Linked DNA regions of Homo sapiens: region 2 is linked to region 1. The links are chromatin loops, found by intact Hi-C in ENCODE. Cell type or tissue: body of pancreas. All regions are shown on one strand. Each heading gives the region's core, and the rest is flanking DNA. Links, peaks and the distances in the headings are about the cores only. Region 1 overlaps PALD1 (phosphatase domain containing paladin 1). Region 2 has its middle 16 kb from the start of NODAL.

Region 1 (11,430 bases), core at 1,632-9,631:
TCTTCTTTCCTCCTCCTCCTTCCTCCTCCTTCTCTTCCTTCCTCCTCCTTCTTCCTCCTTCCTTCTCCTTCCTCTTCCTCCTTCTCCTCCTTCTTCTCGTCTTCCTCCTCCCTCCTCCCTTCCTTCTCCTCCTCCTTCTCCTTTCTTCTCCTTTTTCTTCTTCTCTTCCTCCTCCTGCTTCTCCTTCAATAGGGTCTTGCTCTGTTGCCCAGGCTGGAGCGCAGTGGTGCAGTCATAGCTCACTGCAACCTCGAACTCCTAGACTCAAGGGATTCGTCCACCTCAACCTCCTGAGTATCTGGGACTACAGGTGCATGTCACCACACCTTACTTTTTTAGAGATGGGGTGTTGCTATGTTGCCCAGGCTGGTCTTCAACTCCTGGCCTCAAGCAGTCCTCCTGCCTTGGCCTCCCAAAACACTGGGTCTTTTTCTTTCTAAAAATATTTTTAAAAGGCTGGGCACGGTGGCTCACACCTGTAATCCCAGCACTTTGGGAGGCTGAGGCAGATGGATCACTTGAAATCAGGAGTTTGAGACCCGACTGGCTAACATGGTGAAATCCTGTCTCCACAGAAAACACAGAAATTAGCTGGGTGTGGTGGCACGCGTAGTACCAACTACCAGGGAGCTGGTGTGTGCCCAGTAGTACCAGCTATCAGGGAGGCTGAGGCAGGAGGATCTTGTGAGCCCAGGAGTTCCAGGCTGCAGTGGGCTATGATCGTACCACTGCACTCTAGGCTGAGCAACAGAGCAAGACCCTGTCTCAAAAAACAAAACAAAACGAACCCAAACCAAAAAAAATCCCATACAGTACTTAGAGCCTGCCACAGAGTCCCTGGAATGTCACCCCTGCTGTGATTTACTAAACAGTCCCCCTCTTCTTGGACAATTGAGTTGCTCCAGTTCCCCATCAGTGTAAATACTTCTTTGTTGAGCAGCTTCATGAAAATGAAGGCTGTTGTGTATTTAGGATTCTTTCTCCCCTTAGTCTAGATTGGGCATCAGCAAACTACGGCTTAGACCAAATCCAGCCTGCCGCCTGTCTTTGTAAATGTGTTACTGGAACACAGTCTTGCTGTTCTCTACTCTGCTGGCCCACGACTGCTCTTATGCTGGGATGGCAGAGTTCAGTAGCTGCAGCAGGGACCCTGAAGCCTGAAAGTCTAGAGTATTTACCGTCTGGCCCTTTATGGAAAAAGTTTGCCGACACCTGGTGGAGATTCCCAAAGATGGGATTAAATTTCACCAAAGGGCGTGGCCCTTCTTTAGGGCCTCTGTGAATCTCACTTGAATCTCACTTGCCCTCCAAAAGGTACTGACCCAGCAGGAGAACCTGGAGATCCGAGGGCCCTTGGGGTTCTCTCGGACAACCCCCCATGCAGAGGAAGCTGGGCTGGGGTCAGGAGACTTGGGGAATCTGGCTCTGTTTGCTGTCAGCTGTGTGACTTTAAGGAAGTTACCTCATTTCTCTGAATCTCCGTTTCCCTCTGTAAATTAGGAGTAATTAGGATGGCTCCCCTGGAGCACTGCTGTGAGGGTCTTTGTATTTGTATTTTCTTGTGGAGAGGCTCCAGTTCTTTTTTTTTTTTTGAGACAGGGTCTCACTTTGTCATCTGGGCTGGAGTGCAACGGTGAGATCATAGCTCACTGGAGCCTCAACTTCCCAGGCTCAAGCGATTCTCCCACCTCAGCCTCACGAGTGGCTGGGACTACAGGCATGTGCCACCATGCCTAATTTTTGTATTTTTTTATAGAGATGGGGTTTTGCCATGTTGCCCAGCTTGTTTTGCACTCCTGAGCTGAAGCGATCTGGCTGTCTCAGCCTCCCAACGTGCTGGGACCACAGGCGTGAGCCACCGCACCCAGCCAGGTTCCAGTTCTTAAGGGAGGGCCTCTGGCTCGGGGGTGTTCACACACTTGGCTTCCTCAACACAGAGGGTGCACAACCCTGACCTGTTGGGTGTCGCTGGAGCTAAGTGAGGGAGCCCCTGCCTGTCTTGGCGCTGGGAGCCTGCTTGGGGAGACCAGCCCTGCACCTAGAACCACAGTGCCTGGTGTGGTCACCCACATATCTCCCCTGACCGCAGATAACCACAGCATCTGGGATAGGGTGAGACACTTAGAAGAACTTACAGCCTGGCAGAACTGTGTCATGAAGGGAGGGAAAGACTGTCTTCTGGGGAGTTCCAAGGCTTAACTCCTGCCCTTGCAGGGATGGGGACAGGGACAAGACTGCCTGAGGAGTCTGTCCTTAACACCCTGTCCTCTCTCTCAGGGAAGCGGCAGCCGACACAGCGTCTGGCAGAGGGCGCTGTGGAGCCTGGAGCGATACTTCTACCTGATCCTGTTTAACTACTACCTTCATGAGCAGGTGGGGCCTGGGAGGAGCAGACCCACGTCCCCTCCTCCTGGGCCTCTCCCAGCCTCCCCACCGCAGTGACTGGCTTGCTGTGGAGGGAGACCCCCCAAGGAACCGGGGAGGGAAGGGAGGCCAGGAGAGACCCAGATTCGGGAGTAGTCCCTGAGCAGCTGGGCATAGGGAGGCCCCACCTCTTTCCACCGGGCCCTTGTCTCTGTCCTTAACCAGGACACCAGACGTCCAGGTCTTCTCTCAGCCACTCCCTTGTCCCTGCTCTGGGCCATGTTGGATATCTTTTGGGGCTTCCCCTGCCATGGTGTGGGCAGGGAGGGTTCAGGATGGCCCTGTGCCCCTGAATTCCTCGTCTCTCTGCCTCGGGCTGCAGTACCCGCTGGCCTTTGCCCTCAGTTTCAGCCGCTGGCTGTGTGCCCACCCTGAGCTGTACCGCCTGCCCGTGACGCTGAGCTCAGCAGGCCCTGTGGCTCCGAGGGACCTCATCGCCAGGGGCTCCCTAGTGAGTATGACTGGCAGTCGGAGAAGTGGGCATGGCTGTGTACTGGCCCTGGCCCCTAAACACTGGATTCCTGTAGGGTTGGGGTAAGCATTGCCCTTGCAGGAGGTGAAGAAGAGAGGCTGTGGGTGTTGGGATCCTCTTGTGAACAGAATGGGGTCATGCTTAGGCCCCAGCAAGCATTTGCAGCTTTGGCAGCTGTTCTGGTACCTTCTCCTCAGTCTCAAACCCAAGAGCTCTGGGCAGGGTTCTATGATCTTTGCCTCCAGCTTCTTCTCTTTGAGCCTCAGCTTCCTGGTCCAGAGAGTGGGCACCATTGCACTTCTTCTTGCCAGGGCCGGGGGAAGCTCCAAGTGTGCAGGAGTGCTTTGTAAACTGTGAAGCTCGGGTTCCACCCCACCCCCCGTCTGCCTTGGGCCAGGTCCTGACCCTTTCTGCGGCTACAGTCGGCTGCTGTGGGTCCCAGGCTTGGTGCTCTCCCCACAGCGGGAGGACGATCTGGTCTCCCCGGACGCGCTCAGCACTGTCAGAGAGATGGATGTGGCCAACTTCCGGCGGGTGCCCCGCATGCCCATCTACGGCACGGCCCAGCCCAGCGCCAAGGTGACCGGCCCTCAGGGCCTGGGTCCCCCAGTGGGTTTGGGGAGGGAGGGCTGAGCACTCACTGCCGGCCCTCCTGTGCCCAGGCCCTGGGGAGCATCCTGGCCTACCTGACGGACGCCAAGAGGAGGCTGCGGAAGGTTGTCTGGGTGAGCCTTCGGGAGGAGGCCGTGTTGGAGTGTGACGGGCACACCTACAGCCTGCGGTGGCCTGGGCCCCCTGTGGCTCCTGACCAGCTGGAGGTGAGGCCCCCTGCCCTCTAGGCACCCCTGCCTCCGAGGCTTCTGGGGAGTGGCCTGGGAGGGTCTTCAGAAGGCCTCACACTCCCGCAGACAGATGGAGAATCTGAGGCCCCGGGAGGAGCAGTGTCAGGGAGTGGCCAACTCAGGATTCCCACTAAAGTGCTCTGCTAACCTGCTTGGCTTTGGGGGGTGGCTGTGACCCCTGAGGCTTGGGGGGGTCAGGGATGGGACTGGAAGCCAGGGCCAGGCCTGGCCATGGCAGGCTGTGGCCTTTCAGGGCTAGCCTAGAGCCTGCCCCAGTGGCCTGTGTCCTCCCTCCTGCCCTTGCCCAGACCCTGGAGGCCCAGCTGAAGGCCCATCTAAGCGAGCCTCCCCCAGGCAAGGAGGGCCCCCTGACCTACAGGTTCCAGACCTGCCTTACCATGCAGGAGGTCTTCAGCCAGCACCGCAGGGCCTGTCCTGGCCTCACCTACCACCGCATCCCCATGCCGGACTTCTGTGCCCCCCGAGAGGAGGTGAGGGTGCTGCTCAGGCTGAGGCCTCTGGGGAGGGACAGGAGGCCTCCCTGTCTCCCCTCTGGTCTGGGCTCTGGGAGAATGAAACGACCCCAGCTTCTCTACGGGGCCCGGGAATGGTCTCACGAGGTTTTCCGATTTGGCCCAAGTGGTTTATTCACATTCCTTCCAAGCTTTGTGTGTGTGTACGTGTGTTTATTATGTGTTATAGGGTATATGTGTGTGTATTGTTATAGGTGTGTGTGTATTGGAGTGTGTATTCTGTTACGTATGTGCATATGTGTTATAAGATGTGTGTACATGTGTTTATTATGTTGTAGGGTGTATGTGTGTGTATTGTGTTATGGGTGTGTGTTATAGGTGTGTGTGTGTTATCGGGGTGTGTGTGTATTCTGTTACAGGTGTGTGTGTGTATTTGTTATAAGGTGTGTGTGTGTGTTGAGGGTGAACATGTCCAGGGTGTCCGTGGTGTGTGTGTCTCAGTTGGGGGACTGTGTATGGAGTGTGTGGGTGGTGTGTGGAATGTGTGTGTGTGTGCATGTCTTTTTATGGAGTTTGTGATGTCTCCCTTGTCTGTATTGGGGGCTGTGTGTGGAAAACCATCTTTAGGGGAGTGGTGTGGTGTGTGGTAGGGTTTGTGGAGGGGTCGTTAGGAATGTGTGTGTGTGGCATCTGTAGGTCTGTGACTGTGGGTGTCTGTATAGTGTGTGTGTTTACCGGACGTGGATCCCTGTGTGGTGCGTGTGTCTGGCGTGTGTTGTAGGTGAGCCACCGTGTGCGTGGTGCGTGTGTTGTAGGTGGGTCGCTGTGTGCTGTGTAACTGGCAATGGGGTCTGTTACCCTGCCTGAGCCCCTCCTGGCGCATCTCTTCGCGGCTCTCACTGCCTGCGGTCTGCTGCCTCCTGGTGGCCTTGTGCTGCAGGGCTCTTCTGAGGTCAGGCCCCCGTCCATGGTGGGACCAGGGCTGGGTCCAGCTCAGGTGGGTGGCAGGGCCAGCAGTCTATGTGCAGCCCAGGGGCGCAGTACACAGGGGTGACATACAGGTGCATGTCCTGCCTGATGGAGGGTGGGTACCTTGAGCCCCAGGTGCATGCTGTGTTGGCTCACACATCCTGTCCAGGTGCTTGGTGTGAGGGTGATTACGACTGCACAGGTGCAGCTGTTTACACGCACATGGTCTCATGCACCCCGGTGAGTTTTGTTTGTGTGTGCAAGCTTGGGAGCCTGACAATTTCTGGCCCGAGGACAGTGGCTGGGGCTGCCATGTGGATGGGGACCCTGTTGGGGTTTGTGCATCCAAGAGACGCCCGCTGACCCAGACCTTGCTTTTCTCGTCCAGGACTTTGACCAGCTGCTGGAGGCCCTGCGGGCCGCCCTCTCCAAGGACCCAGGCACTGGCTTCGTGTTCAGCTGCCTCAGCGGCCAGGGCCGTACCACAACTGCGATGGTGGTGGCTGTCCTGGCCTTCTGGCACATCCAAGTACGTGTGGCCTCTCAAGTGAGATTAGAGATTTGCCTGGAGGAGGGTAGACACTCAGGTCCCAGGCACACTGGCTCCACAGGAGGGTGTGAGGGGCAGAGACAGCCGGGTGTGGTCCCAGAGCCCCTTCCATCAGTCTTGGGCAGCCCCCAAGTCCTCCCCAGCAAGGGGCTCCTGGCGTTGGGAGGGGGCTTCTGTCTCAGCAGCTGTCTTCCCTCAGGGCTTCCCCGAGGTGGGTGAGGAGGAGCTCGTGAGTGTGCCTGATGCCAAGTTCACTAAGGGTGAATTTCAGGTGAGCATGCCCTGCGGGGTCCCTGAGGCACCTTGGGATGGGAGGAGGAGGAGGACTCCTGCTTGCCGGTCTAGGGGTCCTCAAAGCACGTCCCAATGCAGTCACGTCTGCCACCTCATCATATCAGTGCTTCCCTGTTCCCATTTTATAGATGAGCCCAGCAAGGCATGGGACAGCTTGGCTCTGAGGCCCTGGCAGACGGCCGGCTATGGAGATGTGGGCTGGACCCCTCCCTGCCCGGCCTTGCTGTTGGGCTGCTGTGTGCCTTGGGGAGGTCACTGGCCACCGTCTTGTCTGGGTAATGTTGATAACAACCTCCCAGCACCTTCAACCCAGCTGTGGTTGGTGACCTTGTGTGGGTCCCCAGCCTACTTTGCCCTGCCTGTTCCTCTATTTCAGATTAGGGCACTGGATGGCCAGCCACAAACATTCCAGATTTAGTCATCCATGTATTGTGCACCTGCCACATGCCACAGGCCATCTTCTCAGGCATCCCGAGAGTCGTGGCAACGTCCCTCGGAGTTGGCCCATGGCTGACCCACAGTCAGCAGCACAGTTGGCTCGTGTCTTACTGGTTAACTTCGCCACTTGCCCCTCCCCTGCCCTCGCCCCAGTCCTGAGGCCCTGACCGCCATGCAGCACCTCACACTTGCTAAGCTCTTGCAGCCTTTGCATATGCGGTGCCTTCTCCCTTCCTTCTTCTGGCTGATTCTCTGATTCTTTCCTTTTTCCTTTTCTTTATGTGGTAAAATATGCATAACATAAAATGTACCATTTCAACCATTTTTAAATGTACAGTTCAGTGGTGTTAAGTACATTCACGTTGTTGTGCAACTGTTGCCACAACCCATCTAACTCCTTCATCTTGCAAAACAGAACTCTGCTCTCCTATTCAGTAATGATTCCCCATCCTCCCTCCCAGCAGCCCCTGTTCTACTTTCTGTCTCAATGGATGTGACTACTCTAGGAATCTTCTATGAGTGGAATCGTACAGTATTTGTGTTTTATGACTAGTTTATTTCACTGAGCATAATGTTCTCAAGGTTTACCCACATTGTAATATGTGTCAGAATTTCTTTCCTTTTAGAGGCTGAATAATATCCCATTGTATGGATAGACCACATTTTGTTTCTCCATTCCTCCATCAAGGGACACTATTTGCTTCCACCTTTTGGCTGTCATGAGTAATGCTGCTATGAAATGCATAGTGCACGTAGCTGAGTCCCTGCTTTCAGTTCTTTTGGGCATATACTCAGGAGTGGAATTGCTGGATCCTATCGTAATTCTGTTTACTTTTTTGAGGAACCACCATGCTGTTTGCCGCAGTATATGCACCATTTTACATTCCCACCAGCAACACACAAAGGTTCTGATATTTCCACATCCTCACCAACACTTGATTTCTTTTTTCTGTTTTTTTTAGAGATGGGAGTTCACCGTGTTGGCCAGGCTGGTCTCGAACTCCTGACCTCAGATGATCCACCCGCCTCGGCCTCCCAAAGTGCTGGGAGCCACTGTGCCCAGCCGTTTTTTTTTTTTTTTTTTGGATAATAGCCATCCTGCTGGGTATGAAGTGGTATATTGTGGCTTTGATTTGCATTTCTCTAATGATTAGTGATGTTCAATATCTTTTTATGTGTTTATTGGCCACTTGTATATCTTCTTTGGAGAAATGTCTGTTCAAGTCCTTTGTCCATTTTTGAATTGGATTGTTGTTGAGTTTTGGTTCTTTATATATTCTGGAAACTAATCACTTATAAGAGAGGTGATATGTAAATATGTTCTCTATTCTGTGGGCTGACTTTTTACTCATTGATAGTGTCATTTGATGCACAAAAGTTTTTAATTTTGATGTAGTTTGTCTGTTTTTTCTTTTGTTGCCTGTGCCCTTGGTGCTATATCCAAGAAATCATTGCCAACTCCAATGTCATGAAGCTTCTCCCTTGTGTTTTATCCTAAGACTTTTATAGTTTTTAACTCTTAGGTTTAGGTCTTTGATCCATTTTGAGTTAGTTTTTTTTATATGGTGTGAGGTGAGGGTTATCTAAGTTTATTCTTTTGCATGTGGATATCTGGTTTTTCCAGCACCGTTAGTTCAAGAGTCTGTCTTTCCCCATTGAAGGGTCTTGGCACCCTTGTTGAAAGCCAGTTGACCATATGTATAAGGGTTTTATTTTCCAGCTGAGTTTAGTCTTTGCATCGGTGCCTTGAATGTGATGGTCAGGCCTCTCCTTCTTCACACCAGGCCCCGTGCTGGGAGCTGTGTGTACTCCCTCTGTCCCCTTTCCCAGCTCCCAGGAGGTAGGTGCTTTTACTGCTCCCAGTTTATAGATGAGAAAATGAGGCCTGGGGAGACAAGTTTATTACCCTAGGGCCACATCAGAGAGGTGGGGCTGGGGTATAAGCCAGGCTGTAGACCTCAGAGCCTGTGTTCCAAAGTTACATCATATGACCTGAAGACACCCCTGTACACCCTATCCTCACCCACCCCCAGATAATCTAGACCAGCTTCCTTTGCAATTAGTTCAGCATTTGCTGAGCCCACAGTCTGTTGGGGAGAAAGGATCAATAGAGCGTGAAGAGGCCCAGAGCAGACACTGGTTCTAAGGGCCAAGAGTGCAGCTGAGGGAGCCTGAGAGGACTTCATAGAGGAGGCAGCATTTGAGTGCCTTTGGGGAAGATGAGTGAGTATCCTTGGTGAGGAGGGGAGTGTCTGGAGGGATCAAGTGTGCAAAGGAGGGATTCTGGAAAGGGCAGGAACTATGTAAGGCTGTGATTTGTCAGAAGGGAAGCAGGCAGGACTGAGGGGTGGGGGCCCATATTGTGAAGGCCCTGGAGGTTTGCACTATGTGTTTGACCTTGACCGTGAGGCCAGGAGGGAGGCAGAGGAGGTTGTGATCAGGCTCTCAGTCTGGGGGCCCCAGCAGGCAGTTATATGTGGACTGGGGAGTGGAGGGAGAGGCAGGAGCTGAGTGAGGAGGGGCTGCAGGGTGAGCAGGAGCAGCCCAGTCCTCATTGGTAGGTCTTGAGGGCTCCTGGATGTGGGGTGAGGAGGGCACCTAGGATGACCTCGAGTTTCTGGCTTTGCAGTAGTGACAGCTGTCGATGTGGAATTCAGGGGAGGAACAGCTGCAGCAGAGGCCAGGAGTTGGGTTCCCTGTGAAGAGCTGCAGCCCTCTGTCTGAGGTGGCCCCCAGAGGACGCAGTTCCCTGCACCCTCCTGGGGACCTGCCTAGAGCTTGGGATTGGGGATGTGGACTGGACAGCTCCCTCCTACTCCCCTGGGCACAGCCTGAGCCAGATCTGCCACTAGTTCCTTCCAGACTGTTCCTTTTTCTCCTCCCACTTGGTTGCAACTCCATGCCTGCTGGGGTGCCCAGCACCAGGCCAGGACTCTGAGAAACGCAGGAGTTGGGGAAAGGCCCTTCCCTGTTCTTAAGTGGCAGCCAGAGAGAGAAGAGAGCGAGTTAGGTGTTCATTCATTCACTGGGCAGCTGATGCTGGGGCACCGGGCAGGTGCCAGGCACCACTCCAGGTGCCGGCAGAAAGCCCCTCACTTAGTGGGGAGCAGGTGTGAAAGTGGAAGCAGATGAGCAGGTGGCTGTCGACCACGGGACAGGGCGCTGTGGGGACCTTGCAGGGTGGTGGGGGTAGGTGGTGGGAGGGGTTATGGGTGATGCTGGAGAGGTAGGCTGGACCCAGTGGTGCGGGGAGCCTTTAGACCCCAGTTTCTGTGCTGAGTGTAAGAGAGCCATGAAGAGATCAAAGCCCGGGGATTATACAACATGGGTTCACATTTATACTTTCGTAAGACCTCTCTGGCCACCAGGGAGAGGGAGGGCGGGGAGGAGGTGGAGACGCTGGTCAGAAGGGTACTGCTGTGGAGGCAAAGGGGGATGGGGGTCTGGATCAGGTGCCAGCTGTAGAGAGGTGCAGTGTAGACAGATTTGGAGGGGAACTCAGCACAGGGTGGCTGGGAGGGCCTGTGGGGGAAAAGCCATAGAGTAACCTAAACAGGCTTCAGTTTTCCCAGCAGTAAGGGGCAGATTATATCATTTTTTTTCTTTTTTCTTTTTCTTATTACTCAGAGATGGGGTCTCACTATGTTGGCCAGGTTGGTCTTGAACTTCTGGCCTCAAGCGATCTCCCCACCTCGGCCTCCCAAAGTGCTGGGATTACAGGTATGAGCCACTGCACCTGGCTGGGGTGGGGAATTATATCAGATGAGTGGTGTCCAACTCTGAGCGTCTGCGCAGTGGCTGGGGGCTGCTGCAGGTTAGGAGGAGGGTGGGGAGGCTTCTTACACCCCCTCCTCACCCCTCCAGCCCTAGTACGTGACAGCTATCTGTTTTATAGATCAAAGTTCTGCATGAGGCCTCATTTGAAGCAGGATTTCTACTGCTTAAAAAATAAGCACCTCGACCAGGCGTGGTGGCTCATGCCTGTAATCCCAGCACTTTGGGAGACTTAGGCGGGTGGATCACCTGAGGCCAGGAGTTCAAGACCAGCCTGGCCAACATGGTGAAACCCTGTCTCTACTAAAAATACAAAAATTAGCTGGGTGCGGTGGCAGGTGCCTGTAATCCCAGCTACTCGGGAGGCTGAGGCGGGAGAATTTCTTGAACCTAAGAGGCAGAGGTTGCAGTGAGCCGAGATCTCACCACTACACTCCAGACTGGGTGACAGGGCGAGACTCCATCTCAAGCAAAACAAAACAAAACAAAACAAAAATAAGCACCTTAGATCAGCTTAACATTCCATGGGTGCATTGGGGTGGTTTTTGTATCATGTAATACAAAGCATACAAAATGGCAATTTGGAGTCACAGTCGTGCATTTAATATGTCTTGAACATCTTAAATGACTTATATTCCCATGGTTTTTTTTGTAGAATTATTTCTAATGTAAACCACTTCTTGATTGTGGCTCTCCTGTGAGAACTGTGTGCACTCTGTGATGTCTTTGGCTGTGGCAGTCCCGTTTTCCTAGTAACTCTATTGATGTGCTTGGACACTGAAAATCTGTGTAGTGTGCAAGACATTAAGTTGTGGATTGGTGGGGCTTATGCCACAGTTTATCAACACTTGAAAATACTGGTACTTAATATCTTCTTAAAGAACAATTTGCCTCCAAATTTTAAGCTGGAAAGTTAATGGAATAACTTTCCAGCACTTTGGGAGGCCAAGGGTGTGGATTGCTTTAGCCCAGGAGTTCGAGATTAGCCTGGGCAACATGCCAAAACCCCGTTTCTACTAAAAGTACAAGATATTAGCCAGGCGTGGTGGCATGGGCCTTTAGTCCCAGCAGCTCAGGAGGCTGGGGTAGGAGGATCACCTGAATCCAGGAAGTTGAGGCTTCAGTAAGCCCTGATCATGCCACTGCACTCCTGCCTGGATGACAGAGTGAGACTCTGTCTCCAAACAACAACAA
Region 2 (11,430 bases), core at 2,115-10,114, 83 kb before region 1:
GGTGGCTCACGCCTGTAATCCCAGCACTCTAGGAGGCTGAGGCAGGCAGATCACCTGAGATCAGGAGTTCAAGACCAGCCTGGCCAAGGTGGTGAAACCCCGTCTGTACAAAAAATACAAAAATTAGCCAGGCATGATGATGGGTGCCTGTAATTCCAGCTACTCAGAAGGCTGAGGCAGAAGAATTGCTTGAACCCAGGAGGCAGAGGTTGCAGTAAGCCAAGATTGTGCCATTGCACTCCAGCCTGGGCAACATAGTGAGACTATGTCTCAAGAAGAAACGAGGCTGGGTGCGGTGGCTCACGCCTCTAATCCCAGCACTTTGGGAGGCTGAGGCGAGTGGGTCACCTGAGGAGAGGAGTTTGAGACCAACCTCGCCAACATGGTGAAACCTTGTCTATGCTAAAAATACAAAAATTAGCTGGGCGTGATGGTGGGCACCTGTAATCCCAGCTACTCAGAAGGCTGAGTCAGGAGAATCTCTTGAACCTGGGAGGCAGTGGTTGCAGTGAGCCGAGGTAGTGCCACTGCACTCCAGCCCAGGCGATAGAGAGAGATTCTGTCTCAGAAAAAAAAAAGGCCGGGCGCGGTGGCTCACGCCTGTAATCCCAGCACTTTGGGAGGCTGGAGCGGGCGGATCACGAGGTCAGGAGATTGAGACCATCCTGGCTAACATGGTGAAACCCCATCTCCATTAAAAATACAAAAAAATTAGCCGGGCGTGATGGCGGGCGCCTGTACTCCCAGCTACTCGGGAGGCTGAGGCAGGAGAATGGCGTGAACCCAGGAGGCAGAGCTTGCAGTGAGCCAAGATCCCGCCACTGCACTCCAGCCTGGGAGACAGAGCAAGACTCTGTCTCAAAAAAAAAAAAAAAAAAGAATCAGAACGAAGAATAAACACTAAACAAACTAAGAATAAAACTCAGCACTTAGGGAGTGCTTACTGTGTGCCAGGCACTGACTGTACCAAAGAGATTTATATGTGCAGTTAGCTCAGTGTCTTCCAAAATTGCTTGAAGACAGTAATCACTGGGAGCAATTATTAGTCATAAAGAGAGCTCTAAAAGTCCTAGTGCACTATTTTAGTCATATTTAATCTTTAATAACTTCAAAATTATAAGTGATAGAAACTTACAAAACCAGCTTCTGATAATTTATTGAAATTTCTTTTATACTTGTTTGGTTTTGTGATCTTTGAGTAATATATTTTAAATTTTATTGTTTTGTTTCCGTCAACAGTTGCTATCTTCAAAAAGCATTTATGTTAAAAACATATTATTCAAAATTCAAAACCATCCAAAAGACCATGGATAATTCAAGTTCAAAGCTGAATAGATAACGACCAGGCATGGTGGCTGTGATCTCAGTACTTTGGGAGGCCAAGGCAGGAGGATCACTTGAGCCCAAGAGTTCAAGACTGCAGTGAAATATGATCACGCCACTGCACTCCAGCCTGGGTGACAGAGTGAGATCCTGTCTCTTAAAAAAAAAAAAAAAAGTGAATGAGTAAACAAATTGTGGTATATCCATATATTGAAATACTATCTGACAATAAAAACGAATGAGCTATTGATACACATGAAGGGGATGAATCTCAAAACAATGATACAACAATGATGTTGAGTGAAAGAATCCCAACAAAAAGTAGTATGTTATGGATAATTCCATTTCTATAAAATTCTAGAAAATGCAGACTAATGTATAGTGGCAGAAAGCAGACCAATGGGTTGCCTAGGGATGGGGGAGAGGGAGGGATAACAAAGGGCAGAAGGAAAGTTTTGGGAGTGATAAATATGTTCATTTTCGTTTCTTTTTTTTTTTTTTTTTTTGAGACAGAGTCTCACTCTGTCACCCAGGCTGGAGTGCAGTGGTGCAATCTCTGCTCACTGAAACCTCCACCTCTGGGGTTCAAGCGATTCTTATGCTTTAGCCTCTGGAGTAGCTGAGGTCACAGGCGTGCGCCACTGTGACTCGGTAATTTTTGTGTTTTTAGTAGAGACGGCGTTTCCCATGTTGGGCAGGCTGGTCTCAAACTCCTGACCTCAGGTGATCTGCCCGCCTTGGCCTCCCAAAGTGCTGGGATTACAGGCATGAGCCACTGTGCCTGGCCTATTCATTTTCTTAATTGTGGTGATGGTTATATATATCTCAAAGCTTATCAAAATGCACACTTTAAATATTTGCAATTGTAGCCTAGTCAACATGGTGAAACCCCGTCTCTGCAAAAAATATAAAAATTAGTCTGGCGTGGTGGTGCGTGCCTGTAGTCCCAGCAACTCCAGGGGCTGAGGCAGGAGGATAGCTTGAGCCTAGGAGGTAGAGGTTGCAGTGAGCTGAGATCATGTCACTGCATTCCAGCCTGGGTGACAGAGTGAGACCCTGCCTCAAAAAAAAAAAAAAAAAGAAAATATTCGCAGTTGTGTGTATTTTACTAAAGCTGTAAAAATGAAATTAAATGTAATGAACTTTAGAACTATAAAACTTGGCTAGGCACAGTGGCTCATGCCTGTAATCCCAGCACTTTGAGAGGGTGAAGCAGGAGAGTTGCTTGAGCCCAGGACTTCGAGACCAGCCTGGGCAACATGGTGACACAGCGTCTCCACAAAAACTACAAAAATTAGCCAAGTGTGGAGGGAAGCACCTGTAGTTTCAGCTACTCAGGAGGCTGAAGTGGGAGGATAGCTTGGGCCCAAGAGATTAAGGCTACAATGAGCCATGATCGTGCCATTGCACTCCAGCCTGGGTGACAGAGTGAGACTCTGTCTCAAAAAAATTATATATGTCTATATATATCTTATTTGAAATTCATAAAACTAATGTGTAAAAAATTTAAATAAACTTTGATGTTCTTTGTAAGTTTGTAGCATTTATACTTCTGAAATAGAAGTATACTTAATAGAACGTACTTCTATTAGAGCTTAAAAGTGCTTTAAAACTTTTAAGGATATCAGTCTTGTAGGTCTATAGCCTCAGGGGCCCTGGGGTGGGACCCGGGAATCCTTGCTCTTTCAAAGAGTAAGGTGGGAAACAGCATAATCTCTTCTCTCTCTCCGTCTCTCTCTCTGTCTTTCTCTCTCCCTCTCTTTAGCTCTCTGGCTTTTCACAAACCCATGAGATAGGTATTTCTAAAGATGAGGGATCGGAGGCTCAGAGAGGCTCGGTGACTTGCCTCAGGTCACACAGCTCATTAACAACGGTGCTGGGATTGGAGTGCAGGCAGTCTGACTCCAAAGCCCACACAGGCAGGGGCTGGGGGCACTTACATCATCTCAAACTCCCCAGTCCCTGTTCCTTGTTGGCCACTGACCGCAGAGCTCTCAAGAGCCCCAGGCTGGTGCATTCCCCACTAACATCAAAGGGCCCCAGGCTTCAAAGGCAGGTGAGGAAGATGCACATACCCCATACCTGGCTGGGTATGCAGGGAAGCCTGGGAGAGCTAATACGATTAAGCAGAGACCCAGTGGGGCCGGAAGTAGCTTCCCTGAGTAGATCATTCACTGGAAGTGGCTTGCATACATTCTCACCCACCAACCACCCTCAGAGTCTTTCATTCTAGGGCTACTAGCAAAACCTCTGGACACTTGGGAATTAGGACAGCAGTGGGGGCTGTGCCAATTGAGTGTCCATCCCATAGATGGACAAACTTGTTTGAAGCCAATTGTTACCAAATTTGTGCCAGGCATGGTGCTGAGTGCTTCAGACTTGTCTCATTTTTATTCTGAAATTAGGTACAGGGTAACTATGTTAAATGCATGACTCCAAGGAGCTCCTTTGATGTTGCATTCTGTAGGTATAATTATTCCCATTTTACTGATGAGAAAATGAAGGCTTGGAATACCTGCCCAAGGTCAAGTTGGTACTAAGTGGCTAGAATTGGTACCCAGGACTATTTTGATTCTAAACTCCATTCCCTGCCTTGGCCATCAGGAGGGACAAACAGCTAAGACACCAGCATGTTCTCCTGGCCCTTTCCGTTTACTCTGGGTGTCAGGAGTGTCAGGGGTGGCAGGAGCGATCTGTGCCTGTTTGCCCACAGATCACCCCACATATCTTTAGGGAATGGGAAATGGGCAATCTAAAGCTGAGATCATCTCCTCATGATTCGAGATGTTACAAAACTACAAGGCCTCCCCGACCTTCTCCCATTGCTCCCGTGTTCATGCCCCCATCCCCCAATCATTCTCCCACCAACCTGCGCTGCAAACACTCCCTGACCAAGGCTGCTGTTTCAGAGCCAGAAAGCGCTGGGGTTATGAGGAGTGAGGGAGGCTCCAAGCGCAGGGCCACTTCCCCCCAGCTCCTGTCTTGGCCACACCAGCCTCCCTCCCAGGGGAGCTTCCAGCCCAACCTTCCCAGCCTATTCTTGCCTACTCCTGCCCTCCCACCCCACCCCTCAGCTCCGTTTTTCTGTCCTCTCTGTCCCTGTCCGACCTTTCCTTCCCCACTGGAAGATCTAAGGTCACATACCCTTTCTCTGCCTGTACCTGCCTCAGGTCCTGAGCTGCCCCATCAGGGATGGTGGGGTCAGTAACAAAAATTTGGAGGGACCCACCCTGCTGGGAAAATCGTCCTTGATGGGAAAGTGCAGCCAAGGAAACTCCCTGAGGGCAGAGGTGGGGGAGCAGGAGGGTTGTTTAAATTAGTACCAGTTAGGCTGGGGTATGGGGGGCAGCACACCTAGGTCCTGCTCCCAGCTCAACCCTGACCAGCACATGACCTTATTGAGCCTCAGTTTCCACATCTAGGATGATTCCTAGCCCTGTCGCCGCACTTGACTGTCCTATGCTTGGTGGAGCTCTGAGGCCAGCGGGTGGAAGTGTCTCCTAACATTCAGGGCCTGTACAGTTTCTTCTCCCTCTCCTCTACCCACTCTTTGATGAAATGCAGCCAATTCCCACACACCCCCCTGCCCCCCTCCCCTGCCTGCTTAGTTCTTATGTATTGTGCTATTGTGCTTTTTTTGTTTTTTTTTTTTGTTTTCAGATGGAGTTTCACTCTTGTTGCCCAGGCTGGAGTGCAATGACGCGGTCTCGGCTCACTGCAAACTCCACTTCCTGAGTTCAACCGATTCTCCTGCCTCAGCCCCCCAAGTAGCTGGGATTACAGGCGCCTGCCACCACACCGGCTAATTTTTGTATTTTTAGTAGAGACAGGGTTTCACCATGTTGGCCAGGCTGGTCTGGTCTTGAACTCCTGATCTCAGGTGATTCACCCGCCTCGGCCTCCCAAAGTGCTGGGATTACAGGCGTGAGCCACCGTGCCCATCCCGTATTGTGCTTTTTAAACACAAAATGAATGCCTATTCGCTGTAGAAAATTTGCAGACTATATAACGGTATATACAGGAAGAGAAAAATCCCCTGTAACCCCATGATCTAGATATAACCATGGTTAATATTTTGGGGGTACATTCTTCCTGTCCCCTGCACTTAGGTATTTATGTGCACATGCATTTATGTGCACTTAGAAGATTCACACAATGTGAACTGTTCTGTAAACTACTTCTTTTATGAAACCAGAACATCTTTCCGGGCCATAAAGCATCCTCTCCACTACCATTTAAAAATAAACGTTGGCTGGGTGTGGTGGCTCATGTCTGTAATCTCAGCACTTTGGGAGGCCAAGGCAGGCAGATTGTTTGAGCCCAGGAGTTCGAGACCAGCCTGGCCAACATGGTGAAACCTCGTCTCTACTGACAATACAATAATTAGCCGAATGTGGTGGCAGACACCTGTAATCCCAGCTACTCAGAAGACTGAGGCAGGAGAATCGCTTGAACCCGGGAGGCGGAGGTTGCAGTGAGCCGAGTTCTCGCTACTGCTCTCCAGCGTGGGCGACAGAGGGAGACTCCGCCTAAAAAAAAAAAAGTTGCTTAATTCTTTAGGCTTCCTCCTCCAGGAAGCCAGCCTGGAGGATTTCTCCAGCCCAGTCAGCCTCTCTCAGGGTCCTTACACCGTGTTCCCTGTTATCCACCTTCTCTTAGACTGTGAGCTTCCAGGGGACAGAAGCCCCCTCTGGACCCTTTCACTCAGTGCCCGGTGTACGTAATAGATGCTTAATAAATGAGGCTGGAAAGGGTACTTTTCTTGATTGCTGTCAGCAGGAGGAGGCTGAGGCAGAGGAAAAGAGCACTGGACTTGGAGTCGGCGTGCCTGCCTGCCTGCCTCTAGCTTCGCAATCTTGTTTGCAGCGAAGGGGCATAGTGGTCTGTGCGGCGCGGTGCCCAGTCCCGCCCGCCCCGCCGCGCCTGGCCGGGCGCCTGGCACAGCCCAGGCGCTCAGCGGAGGCCCCAGGCATGGCAGGACCTACGGAGCCCGGTGAGGTGAGCGCGCCAGGCCGGCCGGCTGGGCTGGAGGCAGAGGCCCAGGCGCCCGCCCTCGTGGGAAAGCGCGCGGAGGGCGACCCGGGTGAGTCAGCCGAAGAGCAGACGGGCTGCGGAGCAAGAAGACCGAGGCTGGAGGCGGCAGTGAGTGTTCCCGCCGGGCGGGTGGCGTTGTCGCCGCCAAGGGGGACCCGCCCCTCTCCCCTGTTCCCCGCACTGCCGGTCCCGCCGCCGGGGCCGGGACAAGAGCCTAGTGAGACAGAGACGCTCCGGCGCGAGCTCCTGCCCAGGCCCTGTGGTCGGGCGGGGTGGGGGTTACCCAGGGCTCTGCCCTCAGCGGGATGTGTCCCCTCCCATCTGTCCCGTCCCCTCGCTGGGCTTCTGTCCAGTGGCCTCATTCTGTTGCTGCTGGTGGGAAGGGTGGGATGTGCCTGCTTGGTAAATTGTGGGGCGCCACCAAACGCGGGGGGCCCCCATTTGGTGCCAGGCGAGGCCTGGTGCGTGGGCAGGAGAGTCAGGATGGGCCCCGCACACCATCACCGCCTTACCGCGGTGCTGCACTGCTAAACCAAGGGATTACTGCTGTTCCTGGGCTCAGGGAGAGAGCGGCTCCCCCACCTTTATCCCCCGCCATCCGCCCACCCACTGCTTCACCCTTCCCCCATCCCACCCCACCCCACTCCAAGCCCCAGGGAGCCCGGTTTATAAGAGCCACTGCCACCGTTTGTCCATCGCTCACTGGGACGCTGCTTTGTGATAAACATTTTGCACAGTTACCTCAGTTAGCCCTCCCGCTGGCACTATACTGACGGCTCCCTTTTCAGATGAGGAACCGGGGCTCGGAGAGGTGAAGTCACTTCTTCAAGGTCACTGCAGTCAGAGGCGGAGCTGCCCTGAGGCTAATTGAAGCTTAAGTTTCAGACCCTTGCAAGGCCCGGACCTAATTTTTGCATTTGTATTTTTGTGTTCTTTTCCTTTAAAAGCCCCCTCCCGCGACAGTAGGAGGGTCAAGCCCCTTCAAAATGGATCTCTCTGACCGTGCCTGGTCTGTCTGCTGTCCTCTGTGGCACTGCCTCGGATGGGTGGGGATGGGGGGGTTGCTGGGGCTGGGCAGTGCCAACCTGGCATGGAGGGAAGGACGTCCAGATTTGGTCAAGGGGCCCACATGACCTTTGCATGAGTCTTGGCAGACTCCAAACAGCCTGCTGTGCGCGGAGCCAGCTTAGGCAGAGCCCCCGCCTTGTGACGTTGGGATCTTCTCTGGGACTCAGCTGTCCTCATCTGAGTTAGGGGTGGTTATTATGGGGTAACTGCAGACACAAGGTGAAAGTGGAAGGAACAGAGGCTGGAAAGCTCGGAGCCCTGCCTGTCCTCCGTTCCCCCACGTACTCCCCCTCAGCCACCCCATAGGTGAACGCCACTCTGCCCTGTGCCCTCATCTTCACAGCCAGCCCTCTCCCCTCCAGCTGCCGCACCTTCTCCACAGCAGTTGTCCGTGGTGCCTACACTCCCCGCTTCACGGTCACCCTTCACCCGGTTCCATTGTGTGCCTCCTGCCTCCACCCACCATGGCGTCTGCCCTGGCTTGGGTTGTATAGGAGAGACTCCGTGTTACCAAATTGGCTCCAGCCCTGCCTGGCCGCACAGCAGCCTTTGACACGATTGAAATGCTCCCCACCTCTTAGCTTTCGTGCGGCTAAGCTTCCCTTCCGCCGTCTGGGCCCCTGCTCAGTCCTCTTTGTCTTCTGAGCCTCTTCCCCCTGCCCCAGGCCTCCCCTCCCCTCGAAGCCCGCCCTCCAAGGCTGTGCTTCGACTTCTCTTCTCCCCTGCGGTTACTTGCCTCTCCTGGAGGGTCTCACCCATCCTGGGGCTTAAAAGCCACCAATGCCCATGGTGCCCGGCCTTTGTCTACCCCAGACCAGTCCTCAGAACTCTGGACCCCTGCACCCACCGGCCTACCGTGCGTCTCCCGTGGGCTCCCTCACAGTCATCTCCGGCTCCATTCATCAAGACTGAACTCCTCTGCGCCTTCTCCAGCGTTCTGTCTGCAGCCAAGCCCCTGATTCCTGATTCCTTCCTCCCTCAACACCACAACATCCAACCTCATACCAGCCATGTGGATCCCACTTCCAAAATGGCTCTCTAGAATCCACCTGCTCCTCCCCATCTCTTCTGTCACCACCTGGTCCCAGCCACCATCATCTCTCTCCTGGACAACTGTGGAGGCCTCCCTGCCTCCACCCTGGCCCCCCAGAATCCACTCCTCTCAGGAGCTAGATGGGATGGCATCACTCCCCTCACTGAAACCCTTCAGTGCCTCTCATTGCCTGTAGGATGAAATACAAGCTCCAGGCCGGGCCAGGTGGCTCACGCCTGTAATCTCAGCACTTTGGGAGGCCGAGGCGGGCGGATCACCTGAGGTCAAGAGTTCAAGACCAGCCTGGCCAACGTGGAGAACCCCGTCTCTACTAAAAATACAAAAATTAGCCGGGCGTGGTGGCATGCGCCTGTAATCCCAGCTACTTGGGAGGCTGAGGCAGGAGAATCACTTGAACCCAAGAGGCAGAGGTTGCAGTGAGCTGAGATCGTGTCATTGCACTCCAGCCTGAGCAACAAGAGCAAAACTTCGTCTCAAAAAAAAATAAAAGAAAATACAAGCTCCAGAACCCCGGCCTGCGGGCCTCAGCCCTCTGGCTCATTGCTGTGCAGCTGCAGCAGCCTTCTTTCCGCTTCTAGAGTGTGATGTGAGTGTTCCCATTGCAGGGCCTTTGCCCCTGCTGTCTCCTCTGGCTGGAATGCCCTTTCTCCCACTCTTTGCCTGGCACACATCTAATTAGCCTTCAAGTCTTAGCTTAAGGGATGACCTCCTTGGAGAGGCCTTCCCCACGAACCCCTGTCACACTCCCTAGGAGTACCCCAAGTACTTACTGTCAGCTGGAATTATGTCTTTATTTCTGGGGCTATGGGTTAATGTCTGCCACCCCCACCAGATGGCAAGCTCCACAGGGCTGTCTGGTTTACTGTCTGTGTTGCTCTGCCTCTCCCGTGCCTAGCACAGTGCCAGGCACACAGTCAGCACCCAGGAAACACGTGTGAAGGAAAGGTGTGGAGGCCCAGCTGCCAAAGTTGTCCTGCTGCCATCTGTCCAGCAGATGGCCTCCCAGACCAGAGCTTCACCTCTGTAGATGGGTACCCATAGCAGTCCTCAGATTCCAGAACAGCTCCTATGCAAATCCCGGGGCCCCCACTTGAGATCCACATGGCAGATGTGGGAGCCAGGCCATGCCCTCTTTTGTCTTCAGTCCCAGAAAGCCCTTGGCACTTGCTTTTTTGAGATTTACGACTTGGCATTGTGATTTTTTTGTTTTTTGTTTTTGTTTTCATTTTTGAGGCAGGGTCTCGCTCTGTCACCCAGGCTGGAGTGCAATGGCACAATCATGACTAATTGCAGCCTCAACCTCCCTGGCTCAAGCCATCCTCCCACCTCAGGCTCCCGAGTAGCTGGGACTACAGGCATGTGCAATCATGCCCAGCGTATTTTTGTATTATTTGTAGAGATGGAGTTTCACCATGTTGCCCAGGCTGGTCTCAAACTCCTGACCTTGAGCGATCCGCCCACCTCAGCTTCCCATAGTGCTGGGACTGCAGGTGTGAGCCACCACCCTCGGCTTGGCATCATGATTATCTACCTGCATGTCCTACAAGGGGACTAGGGGCAACTCAAGCCAGAGACCTGATCTCACCTGTCTCTTTTTCCTTGCTTGCGCAGAGCTCAGAAAACAAATGACTAGTAGGGAAACTGAGTGACTCAGTCAGTGGAGAGACTGCTCCTGGAAGTTAACATTAAGGCTTTGGAGCCCCATTCCTGGGTTCTACTCCCGGCTCTGGGGCTTCCTAGTTGTGAGGCTTAGGCGAGTTTCTTAACTAATCTATGCCTCCCCTGTAAAGTGGGAATACTACGTGCCTCATAGGATTGTTGTGAGACTTGAATGAGGAAATACATGAAAAGTCTTTTTTTTCTGGTGCCTGGCATGTAATCAATGCTCAGTAAATGGGAGCTTTTATCATTGAACAATTCTTTACCCCCTACTGGAAGTCCAGTCTCAGCTGGGGAGAGGCTGCCTACTGTTGCACTGGGCACAATTGTGCATGCTTGTGCAGGGCATGCACACACATATGCAGGAACAACACACAACTCTCCCAGCTGTGGCGTGAGCTGGCCAAGGTGCCTCCCTTGCCAGAACAGGGGAGCCTGGCAGATGCCTTGTGCCCCCCTGGCACTGTGCCTCCTGTGCCCAGTGCCATTGGCTTGGCAAGACAGGTTGCCATGGCAGCAGGTGACTGGGCCTGCAGGCGGGGACAGTGGGTAGCCTTGGCTGAGCTCTCTGGTTTTTTAGAAGGGGGTGGCTTGCTGCCAAGGCACAGGCTTTCCTGTTACTTGGCTGCATCCGTGGCCACACCCAGGAGCCCCTGTGGGCTCCCAGCCCTGGGAACTGGGAGACTGAGCCAGCCACTCACTCTGGGCATTCCCCCAGGCCTGGGGACATGCCCCATTGTCCATCACTCACATTCCACTGGAAAGATCTGGCGTGGGTCTTTTTCCTCTACCCCGTGGTGAACTCCTGGAGAGTTCAGATTGCACCCAGCACATTGTAGGTCTCTCTCGAATGTTTGTGGGGTGAATCAAAAAACAAAAAATGCGCCGGTCATGGTGGCTCACGCCTGTAATCCCAGCACTTTGGGAGGCCAAGGCGGGCAGATCACAAGGTCAGGAGATCAAGACCATCCTGGCTAACACGGTGAAAACCCATCTCTACTAAAAATGCAAAAAATTAGCCGGGCATGGTGGCAGGTGCCTGTAGTCCCAGCTACCAGCTACGGGGAGGCTGAGGCAGGAGAATGGCGTGAACCCGGCAGGCGGGAACCGAGATCGTGCCACTGCACTCCAGCCTGGGTGACAGAGCGAGACTCCGTCTCAAAAAAAAAGAACAGGTAAAGCAGGTAGAATTATGACTTTACTCTCCTCTCACCACCTAGAGGAGAAAAGGTGGTGAGAGGAGCGTAAAGTCTCCAGACATAATTCTACCTGCTCTAGAGATTAATATCTAA

Evidence for each region. Hi-C counts contacts between places; a loop is a spot of excess contacts. Peaks named below come from ENCODE experiments on the same cell type or tissue, not always from the same donor. Only the 100,000 strongest peaks of a DNase experiment are listed, where the experiment ranks them.
Region 2: it touches region 1 in a loop (2.7-fold over the local background); 93 of 110 quality-filtered maps call a loop at or near these places.

Annotation. Positions count from the first base shown.
Region 1 is chr10:70,535,534-70,546,963 of GRCh38, forward strand. PALD1 (phosphatase domain containing paladin 1) reads left to right here. Exons shown (of 20, transcript NM_014431.3): 11 at 2,278-2,373; 12 at 2,747-2,875; 13 at 3,359-3,475; 14 at 3,559-3,714; 15 at 4,047-4,229; 16 at 5,569-5,709; 17 at 5,930-6,001. Among named protein-coding and RNA genes, the nearest start is that of PRF1, 61 kb to the right of the region's middle. RefSeq lists enhancers at 2,060-2,744, 2,745-3,430, 6,352-6,852 and a silencer at 2,150-2,346. In body of pancreas, for the core only: CTCF peaks have their summits at 2,327 and 5,116 (motif pointing left); DNase peaks (open chromatin) are centred at 2,318 and 5,138.
Region 2 is chr10:70,452,102-70,463,531 of GRCh38, forward strand. It overlaps a transcript of PALD1 not described here. Among named protein-coding and RNA genes, the nearest start is that of NODAL, 16 kb to the left of the region's middle. RefSeq lists enhancers at 3,097-3,623, 3,624-4,149 and a silencer at 3,212-3,506. In body of pancreas, for the core only: a CTCF peak has its summit at 9,466 (motif pointing right); DNase peaks (open chromatin) are centred at 6,370 and 9,480; H3K27ac peaks cover 1,749 bases.